Linked DNA regions of Homo sapiens: region 2 is linked to region 1. The links are chromatin contacts, found by Hi-C in ENCODE. All regions are on one chromosome and are shown on one strand. Each heading gives the region's core, a stretch centred on a gene start or an enhancer-like site at or near the end of the contact. The rest is flanking DNA. Distances are from core to core; before and after follow the strand shown.

Region 1 (3,332 bases), core at 137-2,636:
TCCCACATCCCAGAAGAGGTGGGGGTATTCCCTAACATAAAATGTTTCTCGGGGATCAGTGGGGCTGGGAATGGTCATCCTCCTGAGGCGGGCAGCTTGGCTGGGAGACTGGAATTTGGGGGTGGGGGCTGAAGGCACATTTCCTGGCTCCAAGTCAGCACTGGGGTGACCAGTGCACATGGGATTCTGGGGCAGAGGATGTGCTTGGAATGGGTCATGGCCAGGAAGAGTCCAGGTGGGTCCAGGTGGGGTTCAGTTAGGGTTCAGGTGGGGTTCATGTAAGGTTCAGGTGGGGTTCAGGCAGGGTTCAGGTGGGGTTCAGGCAGGGTGCAGGCTCCCTGCCTGGCCAAGGGTGCCCAGCTCTGTCCCAGGCTCACCATTGAGCTTCTCCCCAAAGAGCGTGAGGAAGACGGTGAAGTTGATGGGGCCCTTGCCCTCTTGCAGCATGGCGTCCAGCTCCTCCTCTGGGACACTCACCTTCCCTGGTGGGGGTGGGGCATGAGGTGCACACAGGGACCCTGGGTGTCCCCCAGAAGGCCCAGGCCGCCCTCCCTCCATCCTGGCCACAGGGGCTGGAGGGGCAGAGGCAGCTGTGGGTCGGGAAGGTGAAGTGGAAGCAAGGCGTGACAAGGGGGGAAGGGCAGTGTGAGGAGACGGGGAGGAGGGGAAGCAGGGGAGCAGAGTCCTGTCCCCCCAGCCACTCCCACCCGCCCAGCAGCTCAGAGTAGGGACCCCAGTGCGCAGGGTGGGAGGTGGGTGCACGCACCCAGCTGGGAGTAGGTCTCCCTCAGGTCTGCCTTGCAGATGATGCCATCACGATTCTGGTCGATACAGCTGAAGGCCTGTGGGATGGGGGCCTTCAGGTGGGAGCAGCCCCCAGCTCTAGGGAAGGTGGGAGGTGGGGGAGAGACCTGGGTGGTGTGAGAGGCAAGGTCAGGGTAGAAGGGGGGTATGTATGTGGGGTGGGGTGGGGGGGCCAGGATGGGATCTGAGGCTACTGGGAGTGGGCACTCACTTCTTTGAACTCCTGTATCTGGGCTTGTTCAAACATGGAAAAGACGTTGGAAGAACCACGTTGGGCCTGCTTGGTGGCTGCCACCTTGCCCCGGGTCCCCGCCTTCCTGCTGGCCTGCAACACTGTGAGTAGGGAGGGGTCCTCTCCCCAACTCCTCAGAGTCTCCCCACCCCACCCATCATGCACAGTCCCAGAGCATTCCCAGGAGAGCCAGGGCCAGGATCCTCTTCCTCTCCCTGGGGACCACCCTCAACCCAACACAAGCACAGAAAACTCTGCTCCCCCAGCCCAAAGGCCAGCACCTGGGAGACCGCTAGCCTTTCTTCCCCAGCAGGCACTCACCATTCTCTCTGCAGAGGTGTGGCTGCTGTCGTGGTGGCAGGGCCCAGCCTCCTTTATGTCTCAGCCTTATCACCTGAAGGTCCAAATAAGGAGAGGAACAGAGGATAGGCCCAAACTTGGCAGCCCCCGCCTGGGCTGGGGGAGGCCTAACAGATTCCAGCCACATTCCTGATGACCTTCATGTCCTCAACGTGTAACATCCTGCTGTCTATCCATCCTGGCAGGGCCAGACACAATGTCTGCCTGGAGCAGAGCAGGCTCAAAGCTCTCACCACCCTAGGTCCTGATGAAGGGATCCAGTTACTCCTGTATCTGACCACCCCTCCTTGCCAGTCCAGCCAGAACCCTGGCCAGTGCAAGAAGACAGCTGGTGAGGGCCAGTCCAGGGCCCCCGCCAGGCATGGGAGGGCAGTGTGTAGTTCTGAGGATGGTCTGTGGCCTGAGACCCCCGGGGCTTCCCAGAGGTTTTGGTGACCCTAGGCTCTGACCTTTTGCCCCTCTGACCAAGGGGCAGAAGGCATCCCTGAGCTAGCTGTGACCCCAAGAAGAACACTTTGCTTGGCTTTGGGGCAATTCCAGAGGGTTAAGGAGCTCCATCAGCTGCCCTCCCATGCAGTCTACCTTGCTCCCAGTCTGCCCTGCTGTTTGGAGCCTTGCCTTCCTCAAGCCTCATCTCAACCACACTACTTCAGAATGCTCTCCCTAACATCCTCAGCAGGGAGCTTCTGGGGCACATTTCCCATTTGCCTGGTGGCTGATGTGTTTGTCATTCCTGGCTTCTGTGCCCCTCCTGAGCACCCCACCTGGTTGACATCTGTATCCCCAGAAGGCCTGGTGCACAGTGGGCCGATGGGCAGGCCTGCGTGATGCTGTTCCAGAGAAGCAGTCTCGCCAGCTTCTGGGGCCGAGGGCACAGCAGAGGGGCTGGGGAAACAGGGGACATCCTGGAGGCAGCAGGAGTGGGCCACCCCAGGCTGGGCTCACTGGCTGCTGCCCCTCCACTGGAGCCAGACCTATGTCTGTCAGTAGCTGGCTGGTAGAGTGCAGGAGCTCTTATCTGTCAGACCCAATACCCTTTTTATATAACAAGAGTTTTCTTTTAAATTTCTTAAATTCCCTTTTTTTTTTTTGAGACAGAGTCTCACTCTCGCACAGGCTGGAGTGCAGTGGCGCGATCTCAGCTCACTGCCACCTCTGCCTCCCGGGTTCAAGCCATTCTTGTTCCTCAGCCTCCCAAGCAGCTGGGATTATAGGCATGTGCCACCACACCCAGCTAATTTTTATATATATTTTTTATTTTATTTTATTTTTAGTAAAGACGGGGTTTTATCATGTTGGCCAGCCGGTCTCGAACTCCTGATCTTAGGTGATCTGCCTGCTTCAGCCTCCCAAAGTGCTAGGATTACAGGTGTAAGCCACTGAGCTCTGTCACCCAGGCTGGAGTGCAGTGGCATGAGTAGAGCTCACTGCAGACAACCTCCTGGGCTCAAGTGCTCCTTCCTGCCTCAGCCTCTGGAGTAGTTGGGACTACAGGTGCACACCACCCTGCCCAGTGTTTTTTTTTTCTTTTTTTAATTAATTAATTCATTTTTGAGACAGAGTTTCGCTCTGTTGCCCAGGCTGGAGTGCAGTGGTGCAATCTCTGCTCACTGCAACCTCCGCCTCCTGGGTTCAAGCAATTCTTCTGCCTCAGCCTCCTGAGTAGCTGGGATTATAAGCACCCGCCATCATGCCCGGCTAATTTTTGTATTTTTAGTAGAGTTGGGGTTTCACCATGTTGGCCAGGCTGATCTCGAACTCCTGACCTTTTGATCCACCTGCTTTGGCTTCCCAAAGTGCTGGGATTACAGGCATGAGCCACCGCGCCCAGCAGTGCCCCCCCGCCCCACCCTTTTTTTTTTAAGAGATGGGGTCTTGCTATGTTGCCCCAGGCTGGTCTCAAATTCCTGGCCTCAAGCAATCCTCCACCTCAGCC
Region 2 (3,352 bases), core at 839-3,338, 950 kb after region 1:
GCAGCCTCTGGCTGAGTCCTCTCCTTGGTGGCAGCCACCCCATGGGTGACCACCAGTTCCTTCCCGGGTGCTGGGAGTTCCCACCCTGCCCTGTGGGCCTTCTCTGGGTCCCATGATGCACTCCCCCAACCCGCTGGGCAGGCTTCAGTATGAGGAGGCTCTGGTACTCAGTAAACGTCTGTGAGCTAACACACCTCCAGCTGAGAAAGGAGTCCATAGGAAGTAGCCCTCATGGGTCAGAAAGGACTTAGGGGACTCAGGAAGATGGAAGAAAACCCCTCCGAGGTTGCGGCACACCAGACCGCTATGGTTTTCTGCCTCCTGGACTCTTACTGGCCTGTATTTTATCACAGGCGAGATCACATTGCACATTCAGTTTTGAATCTAGCTATTTTCACCCAACCTAATCTCATAAGCATTTTCCTGTGTGCTCTAAATGCTCATAAGCTTCATTTTAAATGTCTCCATTATGTCCACTCCCTCACTTGGACCTAGGCCAAAGGCACCTCTGTTTGAAGCATCCAATGAAGGCCCTTCAGAGCCCAGGCCAGGTCTTGCCCAAGGTGGGGGAGCGGCGGCACACAGGGGCCAGCTCTCCAGGCTGCAGATGCCTGCCTGGTGGCTCCTGCTCTCCCGCACTCACTGGTGACCAGGACAACATCTCTTGCACCTCAGCTTTCTCATCTACAAAGCAGAGCCAGGATTAGAGTTGAAGCTGAAAGAAGGGGGACCCTGTTGCCAGGCTGCTCCAGCTCCCCTCAGCAGCATCAGAGCCCTGAGCCCTGAACCACCAGCCAAAACTTGTCACCCAAGGGCTTTGCTGCTGGGGTGATGGGACATCCAGGGGGTCCTGAGACAAGGGGGTCCTTTGGGTTCTTGCATGCCTGACACCCAACATCAGGAGTGGGCGTGGCTGGTGGGGCATCACTGGGTGCCCTGAAGCTGGGCTCTTGGTTCTGGCCCCTGGTGTGGCCCCCAGGGCAGGGGAACGGCTGAGCTGTTGGGATGGAGCAGAAACCAAAGGCCAAAGGTTTTTATAACTCATTCAAGGTCACCAAGCAAGCCAGAACAGAGCCAGCACAAGACCCTGGGGCTGGGAAGTCTGGGCCTGCACTCCCTGCCTCCCACCTAGAGCAGAGGCAGCAGCCTGTGTCACCCCAAACCAGGCCCCAGGCCCCAGCAGTGGTCCCATCTCTGGGTGACTTCTTGCCCACAGCAAGGTGCCCTTGGCCCTACCCACACATGGCTGACCTCCACGCCAGGACTGTCCAGGCTCGGCTCTTTCTAGGCCCCGTAGACCCCATCAGCCTCCACCAGCATTTGTTGACCCAGCCTAAGGACAGGTGGTCTGCACACCCAGGGCCATTGCTAATCAGGCCACCTCCCCCAAGGCCTTCCACCTTCCAGACCCAACTTAGGCTTTATTCCACCACCTGGCCCTCCATCCGGGCTTCCTAGGCTCTGGCCAGTCCTGCTCCTCCCTCCAGAGCCATGACCAGTCGCCGGCCCAGGACAGACCGGGTGCAACTGAGGACCCTCCCGGTGGTCACCTGATCGTACTGGGGGTATCAGCCGGACACCCCGCCTCCAGAACCCGCTGCCTCTGTCCAGAGCGGCCCAGCCCCAGCAGGCTGGCAGCTCGGTGCAAACAACGGGATGCAGCGGGCGGGATGCGAGCCCCACGATCCCTGGGTCGGAAGCCAAGGGCTTAAGCCCCCACGTTCTTTCTGGCTCGCGGCGGGCACTTCGTGCGCCCCACCTTCCCCGCAGTTCTGAGAGAGGCGGTAGCAGGGTTCAGATGGAGGGAAGGACAGGGCGCGGAAAGGGGAGGGGACTCGAGGGGGGCCAGGGGGATGGGGGAGAGGGGTGAAAGGTGAGCGATGGAAAGAGAACCCGGGCTGGAGAGGGGAGAGGCTGAAGGCAGGGAAAGAGTGGCCACGGCCTCACCTGTGCGGGGCCCGGGTCGGTCCGCCTCGGGCAGCAGCAGCTCGGCGCGGGCAGCCTCCCCAGGCATGGCCTGGCCGTGCGCCCGCCCGTCCCTCAGTCCTTCCGACCCTCCGTCAGTCCGTGCCGCCGCCCCGCCGAGCCTGCGCGGCCACCGCCCCTCGGCCGGGCGGTGGGGGCAGTGGGTGACGTCAGGCCGCCCCGCCCGCCTGTCCCAGCGAGTGAGCGTGCGCGGGCTCGCCAGGCACTGCGGAGGGCGTAGGGGGGGCTCCCTCCCCGCCCCCACCCCACCCGGCTGTGGCCTCCCTCTCGCTGTGGGCGGTTTCGTGGGGGAGCGGGGGTGGGCGCCTGCGCCCGGTCCCACCCTTTCCACAGCATTTACGAGGGAGGGTTTCAGGGCCAATTGGAAGCTGGGTTGCCTCAGGGTGGCATTCGCCCGTGGCCAGGAAGAGGCGGGGACGCCCCTAGAACCCTGGTTGTGGGAGGCTGGGGAGGTGGTTGGGATTCTGGGATGCTCGGAGCGCTTTGGGTGGAGTTGGCGGCGCAGCCTCCTTCCCCGCTGACCAAGCAGAGGGTGCAGGGCCTGGGGAGGGAGGGGGCCCCGCCCAGCCCGATGCCTCCATGCAAAAGGTGAGCTGGAGCTGCAGCTCTGGAGTGATTGGCTGGTCCTGGCAGTCGTCGGTCTCCGTGGCAACCGCCTCCTGTCTCCATGGCAACCAGGGATGGAGCCGACGAGAGCGCACCAGGGAAGGCGACCCGGATGGGTCGGTCTCCAGGTCTCTAGGCAACTCGGTGATCTGTCCTATCATCTCCCCTCCACCCCCACACTAGGCAGTAGAAGGAAAAGGAAGAAAGTGTTTCCCTCTATTCCTGGCAGCACCCTCTGCCACACCTCCCAGGAGGAAGCCCGCCCCGTGAATTTCCTGAAATGCCTCTTGCTTTCACACAGGCTACTGCGCCACCCAGATTCACTGAGCACCCCTCCTCCCCCGTGCCAGGCACCAGGGAGACAGATGAATGAGACATTGTCATCACCCCTGACTGGGGTGGGGGGAATCAGAGTAGCCATTGTCACAGGCAGGGAGGGAGGTTTCAACATCCTCAGTCTTCTGTGGGTTCTAACTTTGAGCTCATGAAGCCAGGGGCTGCCCTCTGACTCCCCCAGACCTGCCTCAAGGCTCAGTGCTACACACCTGGCTGCCTGCTGGGCATCTCTCCCCGCTGTACCCCAGGAGTCAGACACACCACACCATTAGAATTAACATCAACTTCAAACAATCTCTTCCAGAAAACAAAAGAGAAGGGGACACTTCCTAACTCATTTTATAAGGCAAGAAATATCCTGATGTCAAAACTAACAATGTGTCGCCAGGCGCGGAGGCTCACGCCTGTAATCCCAGCACTTTGG

Evidence for each region. A loop is a pair of places that touch in the nucleus more often than their neighbours do.
Region 2: a loop to region 1 is called in a map with no recorded cell type, with 4 times the contacts of the local background. The contact joins the promoter of NACAD here to the promoter of MYL7 in region 1. A Hi-C loop is called at or near these places in 1 of 37 single-sample maps with no recorded cell type.

What each region holds. Positions count from the first base shown.
Region 1 is chr7:44,139,946-44,143,277 of GRCh38, forward strand. MYL7 (myosin light chain 7) reads right to left here and starts at 1,387. Exons shown (of 7, transcript NM_021223.3): 1 at 1,358-1,387; 2 at 1,016-1,129; 3 at 767-842; 4 at 378-482. The coding sequence starts at 1,360. It also overlaps a transcript of GCK not described here. RefSeq lists an enhancer at 199-1,041.
Region 2 is chr7:45,086,881-45,090,232 of GRCh38, forward strand. NACAD (NAC alpha domain containing) reads right to left here and starts at 2,089. Exons shown (of 8, transcript NM_001146334.2): 1 at 1,948-2,089. The coding sequence starts at 2,014.